2 separate regions of the Homo sapiens genome follow, and region 1 is linked to region 2. Evidence: chromatin loops called from intact Hi-C (ENCODE). Cell type or tissue: endothelial cell of umbilical vein. All regions are shown on one strand. Links, peaks and the distances in the headings refer to the core of each region. The heading gives the core; the rest is flanking DNA. Region 1 overlaps DLGAP1 (DLG associated protein 1). Region 2 overlaps DLGAP1 (DLG associated protein 1).

Region 1 (5,378 bases), core at 220-5,219, 83 kb after region 2:
CATCATTTTTTAACAGCAAAGTAATGTGTTAATCCCTGTCTGCTCCCACGTCCACACTGGGGACCACCCCCCACCCCACTATAGCTGGCTGGCTAGAGCCCTACCCCAGGCCACATCTAACCTGGTATCATCGCACTGCAGAAGCCCTATGCCCCAGCCCTGTAACCAGCTGGCCCTGTGTACTCACGGGCCTGCAGGGCAGCAGCCCTCTTCCCTAACTCCAGCTGTGGGTACTTAAGATATTATGATGGGGCTGGGCACGATGGCTCACACCTGTAATCCCATCACTTTGGGAGGCTGAGGTAGATGGATCACTTGAGGCCTGGAGTTCAAGACCAGCCTGGCCAACATGGTGAAACCCTGTCTCTACTAAAAACACAAAAATTAGCCAGGCATGGTGGTGCATGGCCTGTAATCCCACCTACTTGGGAGGCTGGGGCAGGAGAACTGCTTGAACCCAGGAGGTAGAGATTGCAGCAGTGAGCCAAGATCATACCACTGCACTCCAGCGAGACTCCATCTCAAAAAAAAAAAGATATTATGATGGGACATCTGCCTTGGCGTCATACTGATCTCTTTGATGGAAACTTTGACCTCTTACTTCCCTTCTCTCAACCCCTTCTGCATGGAGTTTGGACCTTGAGCTCTGCAATTCCATTTGCTGTCTTGGCCTCCACTGCAGACCAGAAGGAATGGGATGGTCCCACTAACCTGACAATGTGTGGCACCACCATCTGCGGCCACACCTCACCATACAGGCCAGCTTCTTTGGGCACCTGTGTCAGCCCAGATTGAGCCTGTGTTAGCTGAACTGCTGGAATAATGTACTGGGGCTTGTGCATGTACCTTCCAGATCCTGTTGGTCCTGCCTGACCCCTCAGCCTTGGACTCTGGCCCTGCTTCCTGGACAGAGCAGCCTCAGGATGGCTCATGCTGCTGCCATCTGTGAAGCCTGGCCACCGTGCTTCTTCCTCCACCTGCGGCACTGCTGGTGTCTCGACCTCCCTCAGGGACGGGTTTGCCCAACCCCATTGAGCCGCTGGGCCTGTGGAGGCTTTTTCACTAGGAGTCTCAAGGCCCTCAGTAAGTATCACAGCTCACAAGTGCGGCGCTGTTAATATCCCATGGAATACGACTCGACCAATGAAAGGCAGGAGACCAGGAGGAATTAGCAGATGAATTGCTTGCCCTCTCTCTCTGAGAAGGACTGTTTCAGCACACCACGGTTCCATATGGCCTCTCCAGAGTCATCCATGTGATCCAATGGCCAGCTCTGTTTTCTTCCACAGCCCATGTCTGATCCGTGAATGCACCCTGCCAGCCCTGCCCTCAGGATGGGCACATACCTGTCCACTGCCCCACCCTGTTCTCACTCTCACTGTCCCGGAGGGCTGTGTGGCTTTCCCTGACTTCCATCCTTGCCTCCCTCCAATTTCTTCTCGATAGAGCAGCCAGATTTATTCCTTTGAAGTGCTGCTCCTCCACCCAAGGCTGTCAGAGTCCCCGTGTCACTCAGAGTACAACCCAAAGTATTGACTTCCATTCTTCCCCCTTCCAATTTCTTCTTGATAGAGCAGCCAGATTTATCCCCTTAAAGTGCTGGTCCTCCACCCAAGGCTGTTAGAGTCCCATGTCACTTAGAGTACAACTCGAAGTGCTCCCCGTGGCCCATGCTGTCTGGCTCCCTTCCCTCCTGCCTTCTTGAGCCTAGCTCTCTCTTTGCGCTCTCTGCTGTGGCCACCCCTGCTCTCCTGCATGGCCTCCTGCACACCAGGCACACCTCCAGGACTTGCTGCTTTCTGTCTGACTCACTTTCCCCTTGCACAGCTGCATGCCCCACTCTGCGACCCCCTGACACTATCCCCTTGTGAGTGTGGCCTTTCGTAATCACTTTCTCTGAACAGCACCTCCTCCTGCTTAACTTTTTCCTTCTTAGCCGTTATCCTAGTCTTCCTTGCTCTTTATGTCACTTATCTGTCTTGCTGGTTTTTGTCTTCCCTACTAGGATGCAAGCTCTGTAAGGGCAGGGGCTACTGCCTGTTTTGTTCACTGTGGTATCCCCAGTGTCCAGCACAGTGCCTGGTACACAGCAAGGTTAAGTACCAGCTGAACAAATGAACCCATGAATGAACGAGGACACCACATATACTTAAATGCTTCATTCCTAACTCTGCACGTCTCCTCCCTTCTCCTTTGTCAAGAAGGGCCTGGCTGGCTAGGTCCCAGTTGTCTCTTAGTTCCACCTGCCCTCAGACTCTCCTGTTTGGCTGCACAACTTCCTTTAACCCTTCTCTAACTGTGGCAGCATGGAAGGTGACAGCTTGGAGGTCAGTGATGAGGCAGGAAACTTGTTAGCTAGGACAGAACATATACAGAAGAGACTCAGTGCAGCTGACAGTGTGCATTATTGTGATACATGTTCAAAGCCCATCTCAATTATAGGCATGGATTCATTTATTTCTGACTTCAAAACTCTCCGTGTCAAAGTCTTGCTCTTACTACCTTGTTGAACTTGACTATAGCAATGGGGAATGGCACCTGGAAAGGGTCCCGTGGAGAACCCACCCAGGATGCTGTCAGTCAGCACTGACCATGGGGCTGAAGGTGGAAGGTTCCTCTATGTATAAAGAGAGCTTCTCACACTCGGGGCTTTTGTGTGGGACAGGAAAGGCTGACATAAAACAATGGGATTGAGTCATTCATGTGGGACCATACGTAGCCACAAAGGTGTGACTTGGCCCACTGCCCCCCTAGAGGGCAGATTGCAGAAGTTGGCAGAAATGTCACCTAATTATCAAGGTGGCTGTGTGGCTGGGAGTTACTGCTCAATCTATTCAGCAGCGGAGGAAGCTCTGCCAGTTCTCAGCACATAGGATCTGGCTAATCTGATAACATATGGAGGAGAAAAAGTGCGTCACTGGTTTCCTCTCGCACCACGCCTGACTTCTGCAAAGCAGCTTCTCTCCCACTTATCTCCCACTGCGAAGCCTTAGGCATTCATTCCTGTGTGATGGAGTCAGCATCCTGAAGAATATGGAATATCTTAGAGATGCAAACGATCCAATGAATACTTATTTATTGGTCAGGGAGAATGTAACTGAAGCCAATTTCCCTTGTGAGTTACTCACTTACTTCCAAATTGGCATGAGTGTAAGACTCCGTGGACATATATAACTCATTCTAGCCAGGATCCAGAGGATCACAGAGACACCCACTGAGTGTCCTAAGTGACAGGGGAGATGGATGTCATGAAAAGCCAGGAAGAAACCCCCAAATTCCTTGAAACAGACACAGAGATTTTCTTATTGGAAACTAAGCTAAACACTTATTTAAAAATATATTTTCTCCCTTGTCCTCATCTGTTTTCTTTTCTCTTTTCTTTTTTTTGAGACAGGGTCTCTCTCTGTTGCCAGGCTGGAGTGCAGTGGCATGATCTTGGCTCACTGCAACCTCCGCCCCCTGGGTTCAAGCGATTCTCCTGCCTCAGCCTCCTGAGTAGCTGGGACTACAGGCGCCCACCACCACGCCCAGCTAATTTTTGTATTTTTAGTAGAGACGGGGTTTCACCATGTTGGCCAGGATGGTCTCGATCTCTTGACCTCGTGATCTGCCCACCTTGGCCTCCCAAAGTGCTGGGATTACAGGCATGAGTCACCGCGCCTGGCCTGTTTTCTATTTTTAAATTTACTTGTATTATTTATTTGTTTGTTTATTTTTAGAGATGAGGGTCTCACTATGTTGTCCAGGCTGGACTCCCAACTCCTGGGCCCATGCGATCCTCCCACCTCAGCCTCCCAGGTAGCTAGACCGGGAGATAGATAGATAGGCACATCACCTATTTTCTTAGGGTTCCAGGGCTTGTTGAATACAAATTATCCAAATAAAACACAAAGGTTCTCCTCATATATACCAACCAAAACCCACAAAAAAATTTGTTATCCTTGTATTGTATGATCTCGTTGGACATCTGGCAGTGCTGGGAGGAATGAGCAGGTGGAATGAGCAGAGCCGCAGGATTGGGCCAGTCTTAAAGAGATGCTATCCGATGGTCAAAGGGCTAATACGATTAAGGAGTTAAGGACCAACATCGCCCACTGAGTTATTGCCAATTAGTAGCCAGGTTTCCCCAGCAGCCCCAAGCAAACATTATCACCAGCATTGATTACTGATATCGCCCTTCTGTATCTCTGTTCTGGGTTCTAATGCAGACATAGAGAGAGAGAAATTAATTTGTGATTAAGACAGGCAAAGCACTCAGAACTGTAGACTCAAGATTGTCCTGGGAAATCTTCCATAGTGAAGATTTGGAGGGAACAACTCTTCTCTTCTCATTTCTCACTGGCATTTAATACTATGGAAAACATTCTGGTTGTGGAGTGTGAAGTCCTGGGCTTTTGGTTCTGCCCATGACCTGTCATTAATGCAACAGATTCTCCGGTATACAAAGGGGCTGTTTAATAATCAAATGAGATACAAATGACAAACTTTTACAATTGTAAAAACTACATGAAAACTTAATGATTTCATGAGTACTGTATATGAAAAATGTTTCTAATAATTGTAACATTCCATTGGTAGGATTCAGGTAGTGTGTTCTCTTAAGAGGCCCTAAAGAGAGGGAACATGCGCTGAGTGACAGCCCAGGAGGAAGCAGACACGTAAGGTGAGCTCGATCCACGAATATGCTCTAGACCTGTCAGTAACAGCCGCTTAGCCACTGAGCTAAGAGCTGAAGTCAGCAGGAGATGGAAACTGTCGGATCCTCACCATGCTATCAAAGCAAATTCCAGCAGCAGGCACATTGCTGGTAAAAATAATGCTCAGAATTCATATTTTAATCACTTAAAATGCATTTACTCATAGTTTCTTCTTCATGGCTGAGGTGCATCACGACCCTTCCATGAGCTATTATACTCAAAGATAGAAAATAGTATCAGATGCTATGGACTGAATTGTTTTCCTCCTGATTCATATGTTGAGGCCCTAATGCCCAGTGTGATGGTATCTGGAGATGGGGCCTTTGGGAGGCAATTAGGTTTAGATGTGATCACAAGGGTGAGAACTTCATGATGGGAATAGTGTTCTTATAAGAAGAGACACTGGAGGCCAGGCACGGTGGCTCCTGCCTGTAATCCCAGCACATTGGGAGGCTGAGGCAGGTGGATCACGAGGTCAGGAGATCGAGACCATCCTGGCTAACATGGTGAAACCTTGACTCTACTAAAATACAAAAAATTAGCTGGGCGTGGTGGTGCACACCTGTAGTCCCAGCTACTCAGGAGGCAGGGGAATTGCTTTAACCCGGGAGGCAGAGGTTGCAGTGAGCCGGGATCGCGCCACTGCACTCCAGCCTGGCAACACAGCAAGACTGTCTCAGG
Region 2 (5,378 bases), core at 193-5,192:
TGGAGGATGAGGGAATCTGTTTGCGATGGGCATCTGGACTTAAGTGGCTTTAAATTTTGGGGCACACTCTACAACAAGAATTTAAAAGCTTAAGTAAGCACAATCGTAAGTAAGCTAAAGCTTGGAAATGGTAATGAAGGAAAAGGATACAAAAGGACCTGAATTAGCTTTTTCTTGGAGAAAATAAATTGTAAGAGCGTACTTGACAGTACGCGTAAAGAGACTCCTCATTGTGACTCAGATATGACTTTCTGAAGCTTCTCTCCCAGGTGCACATTAGGTGGAAGGAAGAAGGGAGAGAGGACCAGGTTTCTTTAAAAACAGATTTTTCAGGGAAATCTCTGTCTGCCTTTGAGATGCCTTACACCTCTTCAAAAGCCTACAGTTTGGTTGAATCCACTCTCCAAAAAGACTGGGACAGAAAAAAATTTACAAAGTCTATTTGTTTAGTTAATTTATTCAACAAATATTTACTGAGTATTTATTATATGCCAGATACTGGTTATACAACCGTGGAAAAAACATAGTCCTTCCTTCAAAGTGCTCCTATAAATATACACTTGCAAATGATGGCAAGTGCTATGAAGAAAAACTACATAGAAGAACCCAAGTCCTGGGCCTAAATAAAATGAGAAAGCTGCCGTGCAACCTGACATGCACTCCAACCCCCTACACACCTTCCTTCACTCTGTGCTGGCCCAATCTGCCTCCAAATATTTACCGAAGACACCCCTTTAGGAGCCTTCCTAAGACTGAAGAATGTATTTTAAGAATGCTTCACTATACACCAGTAAACCACAGAGCAGTATTGTGCCAGCTCCTTTGATCTGATAAGCTTTGTTCGAATGTGAGCTGAACTGTTAGCATGTTTGACCTGAAGTTGAGTTCTCAACAACGTACCAGTAGAGTTGAAAGTAATTGCACATGTCCACTGTATACAATCCCTTGGTCATTTAGGGAGACAGTACACCAGGCTTTTCAACATTTTTTCAGTCTGTGCAGAACATGTACATTTGCACTGGGTCCTAGAGACTCACTGTAAAGCAGCAGTGCAGAAATTGAAGATTTAGCACATGGTATTGACATGAAAAGTCAATGGAAAAAGTAGGTTTCCATGCAAGACTGTGAACCCCTCCAGGGCAGGCACGATTTCCCCCAGCCCTGCACCCGGGGTTTGGCACAGAGAAGTGTTCAGTGTTTGCGGGACTGAAGGATTCAATAATACTTGATATTCCTCTTTTCTCTGCATTCCTACCGTTGCCATGCCCAGTTAATACTGGAATTAGAAGTAGACAGCATGGGCATAAGGGTATGATCTCCTGCCTCTGAGATCTAAGGAGCCCAGGACAGGCCCAAACCTGGTTTCCTTTATACATCAGTTCACAAAACTAAAACTCAGGTCTATAGAAGATGAATTACTGCTACTCCTACAGCCAATGAGAAGCACATTTAAAATAGGGAGCTGCTATTTTCTGTAGTGGAGGAAGTGATTCTTCCTGTGTGGCTACGTTTAGCACATATAGCTTGGGACATGGATGGATTTATGCTTCTCTGTGCAGTGGGCTCTCTCCATAAATACCCAATGGTCTTTCATTTTACACTAGGAAAGACAAGCTACCAAAACGGAACACTTCTCACACACTCTTATCCTACTCCTACCAAAAGGAAGGAATATTTAGGGAAAATGATTTGAGGGGCTGGGACTCAAGACTCCTTGTGATAAAAAATTCTCACCTGCCCCTGCAGATTTTTGATAGGGGCCCTACGTCATCCCCCGCCCTTTCTCCTCCACACCCAGCTTCAGGCTCTGCAGAGGGACATGAATTTGAATTTTTGTTTGTTTGTTAGTTTATCAAGAAGAGGTATAGGTTTAGAAGGTTAAAGACTCTGGTCTAATGTTCTCCCCACTGTTCCCAGAAAAGCTCCCGTCAAGGACGGTGTCAATGACTGTGGAGAGGAAAGCACAGCCCTCTTTTACTTATTTATTCCATATATATTTTTAAAGCATTCACTATAGATGTCACTGTTCTAAGAGCTGGAGGCATAGTAGTGAACAAGACAGAAAAATTTTTTGGCTGGAATTGAGATGACAAATACACAAGTGAATATTTAATTTCATGTGGCAGTAAGTGTCATGAAGAAAAAGTAAGCATTGCAAAGGACAAGAGATTGACTTGGGGCAGAGCCAAGTGGCCATGAGACAGAGATGTGAACATGGAGTTGGGAGGTGGAGGAAGGACTCCAGGCACGGGTGTAGGGGGTGGGTGGAAGCAGCGCCAGAGCCCTAAGGCAGGAACAAGCTCGCTGGGTTCCAGAAGGTCAGAGCTCTCCATGTGTGGGTCATGGTTCCCTGGTGAGTGTCTAATAAGTAACAGGTGTTCCTGAGAAGGTGGCACACAGAGGTCAGAGGGCAGGGCTAGGGAAACACGGGAGTGAGGGCAAGAAGAAGGCCAGTGCGTCTGCAACAGAAGAGTCCAGAAACACGACAGAGGAAGTCAGAGAGCCAGGAGGGGCCGCCCTGGGCAAGGTCTGGCAGAGACTTGGCTATAAACACGATGATCTCAGCCACAGAGTGTAAGAGGGCAGCACAAAGGGAAGTAAAAACAAAGCCAAGGGCATATCCTTGTTGTTTCAGGCATTTAAATCTGATAAGAACTTGATAACTGGAGAGAATAAAAGCTACAGCTTGATGCCCCTTCTGTAATGACTCCAGTGATCAATGCTTTCATCATGCAAGTGAATCAGATCATATCACTATGAATGATAAAAATTGTGTTAAAGAATAGCCAGGTAAATCGACCTGTTTATAAAATGTATATGCCCAATTAGTCTATTGGAACAAAAATAGAATGTAAAACAAAAAATAAAAATACCCACCTAGGTGAGACAACTTCAACTTCAATCACCTAAAAGTGGCTCACGTATCCCACCCAGATCATCAGCTGTGTTGACTGTGGTGAGGAATAAGACAGAAATCCAGCCGGGTGTGGTGGCTCATGCTTCTAATGCCGGCACTTTGGGAGGCTGAGGCAGGAGGATCACTTGAGCCCAGGAGTCTGAGACCAGCCTGGGCAACACAGCAAAGCTCCATCTCTACAAAGAAAATTAAAATATTAGCTGGCTCAGTGGCACCACCTGTGGTCCCAGCTACTTGGGAGGCTCAGGTGGGAGGCTTGCTTGAGCCCGGGAGATCAAGGCTGTTGTGAGCCATGATCATGCCACTGCACTCCAGTCTGGGCAACAGAGTGAGACCTTGTCTCAAAAAGAAAGAAAAAGAAAAAAATAAAAAAAGGAAGACAGAAATGCATCGGAGTATGAGGTTGTGGTTTAGGGATGGGGAGTGTGGGGATGGGCTGTGGGAAGGGAGGCATACAGAAATGTATAAGGAGGCATGAGTCCTAACAAACTATTCCTGGGTTCTGGCTAGAGGTATTTTTGTGACGATCACACTGACCCCGGTGGGGTGGCATGGGGGGAGCATGGCCTGTTAATGGCTAGAAGTTTGGGTTTTCTTTCTGCTCCTGAAGGCTGAGGCTGCAAACCCAGAACACACACTTACTGAGTGGGGATCTCACTGCACTTTTTGCCTTCTCAATTCTCCTTGAGAAATGCAGCCCCACCTTTATTTCTTGAGTGTTCTAGAAGAGGTGGAAAACAGCCTGGACTGTAGTGGGGGTCAGCCCAGCATCAGTGTGGTAGTGAGCAGGGGTGGACTTCGGGAGCAAGAGCAGCGTTTGCCGCGGGGCTTGCACTCCCAGCAGCTCACCCGTCTCTGTCCTGACCCTCCCTACTGGGCACGCAGGGTCTCTGTAGCACTTGGCCGAGGCCTAGATACCCAGGGTTTCCCACTGGAAAGTCTCACCTGGGGCTCATGCTTCTCACCTGTACCTGTTAACTCCCACAAGGCACTCCTTACAGAACACCTCATGGAATTATTTAACCTCAGTTATTAAGAGCTAATAGGGACCCATAGTGTTATTTTCTCCAAGTAGCGAATAAGCTCTGATTTTAAGCAGGCCCATTACAGGGAGACAATATGGTGCGTGAAATGGCAGTGGTGTCAGGGGGCTAATTACTGGGGAGCTTGTCAAGCCACAGAACTGGCCTGCTAATCATTCCTTGGCTTATTGCAGCTGACGTCATGGGGCTTTCCCACAGTGCATATGGGAAAATGAAGGAGGCAATCACAAGTTTTAGTTAAAGTGCTTAAGTTACTACTTTCTGTAGCTAGCAGGACTATAAGTTTAAGCAAGTGCACCGAAAAGATAGAAGCGGAATCAATTCACTCCTAACTGACTTACCCAGTTGGAAAGGCAAATTCGTGGGAGTGAAGTTGTTCTACTGGTACTGTTTCCTTTACAGAGTTATCCTTCAGATGTGTTCAGAAGGATGGGGCAGGACACAGTGAATATTTGCAAAAGCTCTAGTACTGGCCTTTAAAGCTGTTATTCTTTTCAATCAATCCTCATCAAACCCTGCCTTGGTGCAAAAACCAGATGCAGACTATTGGGAGATCTATATACACAGGATAGACCCTGAACCACCAACAAGTACAGCCTGGGTTCGTGTGGACTCAGGACCATTCTACCGTTTCTCTGTTTCCCTGCTTCTTTGCTGCTGTTCACAGCCGGATCAGCTGAGCTACAGTTTGCACAGCTGCAACTGATTGGACTCCCAGTTGCCTTTTCCAGAACATGCAATTGGTGCCATAATCTACAAAAGAGATATTAACCCCACAACTGAGGAGATTAGGAGCAAAGAATGATAAGAATGAGGACAAGGTCAATCCAAGATGGATGGCGTTGAAGGCCTGTGGACACATCGCTCAGATAACTGAAGTTTTTACAGTAATTGGAAAGATTTGTGCATGTGGGGGAGGCTTCAGTCTAAAAGGGGAAATGAGTAAATGTTACAGTGGCTTGTTAGTAGTTAGAAGAATGAGCATGTGCAAATTGCTGTTTGGGATCAAATTAAGGCATATGGTATAAGATAGAAGTATGCTCAGTGGAGGCAGAAGCAATAAGCGGCACATTGATGAATTATGCCTTTGCTTATACTTCTATTTTCAGAATTTGCTTTAGGTCTTCCACTTGATTGTATCTTCAGTAATCATAAGTATTTGGTGGTCCTTCCTCTGATATGAAGCGTGACACTTGTGTGATAGAAAGAAACATGTTTATGACACAGAGCACTCAGGAGAGCCTGGCGCACTGCAGATGTTCAGTGGGTGTCCACGGTGGGACTGCTGTGCAGAGTACTCACATTTGAACATATGGGAAATCCAAAAATAAAAGGTTTTGAGGATGATTTACCATGTTGGATTACATAGGAAAACAGGCAGCCAAGTGGGGACACTGTCAGGATTCCGCCCTATTCTG

Evidence for each region. A loop is a pair of places that touch in the nucleus more often than their neighbours do. Peaks named below come from ENCODE experiments on the same cell type or tissue, not always from the same donor. Only the 100,000 strongest peaks of a DNase experiment are listed, where the experiment ranks them.
Region 1: a loop joins it to region 2, with 9 times the contacts of the local background. A loop is called at or near these places in 1 of 110 quality-filtered maps.

The regions. Positions count from the first base shown.
Region 1 is chr18:3,791,948-3,797,325 of GRCh38, forward strand. All of the region lies in intron 5 of DLGAP1 (DLG associated protein 1), which reads right to left. Among named protein-coding and RNA genes, the nearest start is that of DLGAP1-AS3, 84 kb to the right of the region's middle. In endothelial cell of umbilical vein, for the core only: no CTCF peak of the experiment used is centred there; DNase peaks (open chromatin) are centred at 1,844 and 2,874; H3K27ac peaks cover 2,870 bases.
Region 2 is chr18:3,708,579-3,713,956 of GRCh38, forward strand. All of the region lies in intron 7 of DLGAP1 (DLG associated protein 1), which reads right to left. Among named protein-coding and RNA genes, the nearest start is that of DLGAP1-AS6, 58 kb to the left of the region's middle. In endothelial cell of umbilical vein, for the core only: no CTCF peak of the experiment used is centred there; a DNase peak (open chromatin) is centred at 2,563; H3K27ac peaks cover 1,660 bases.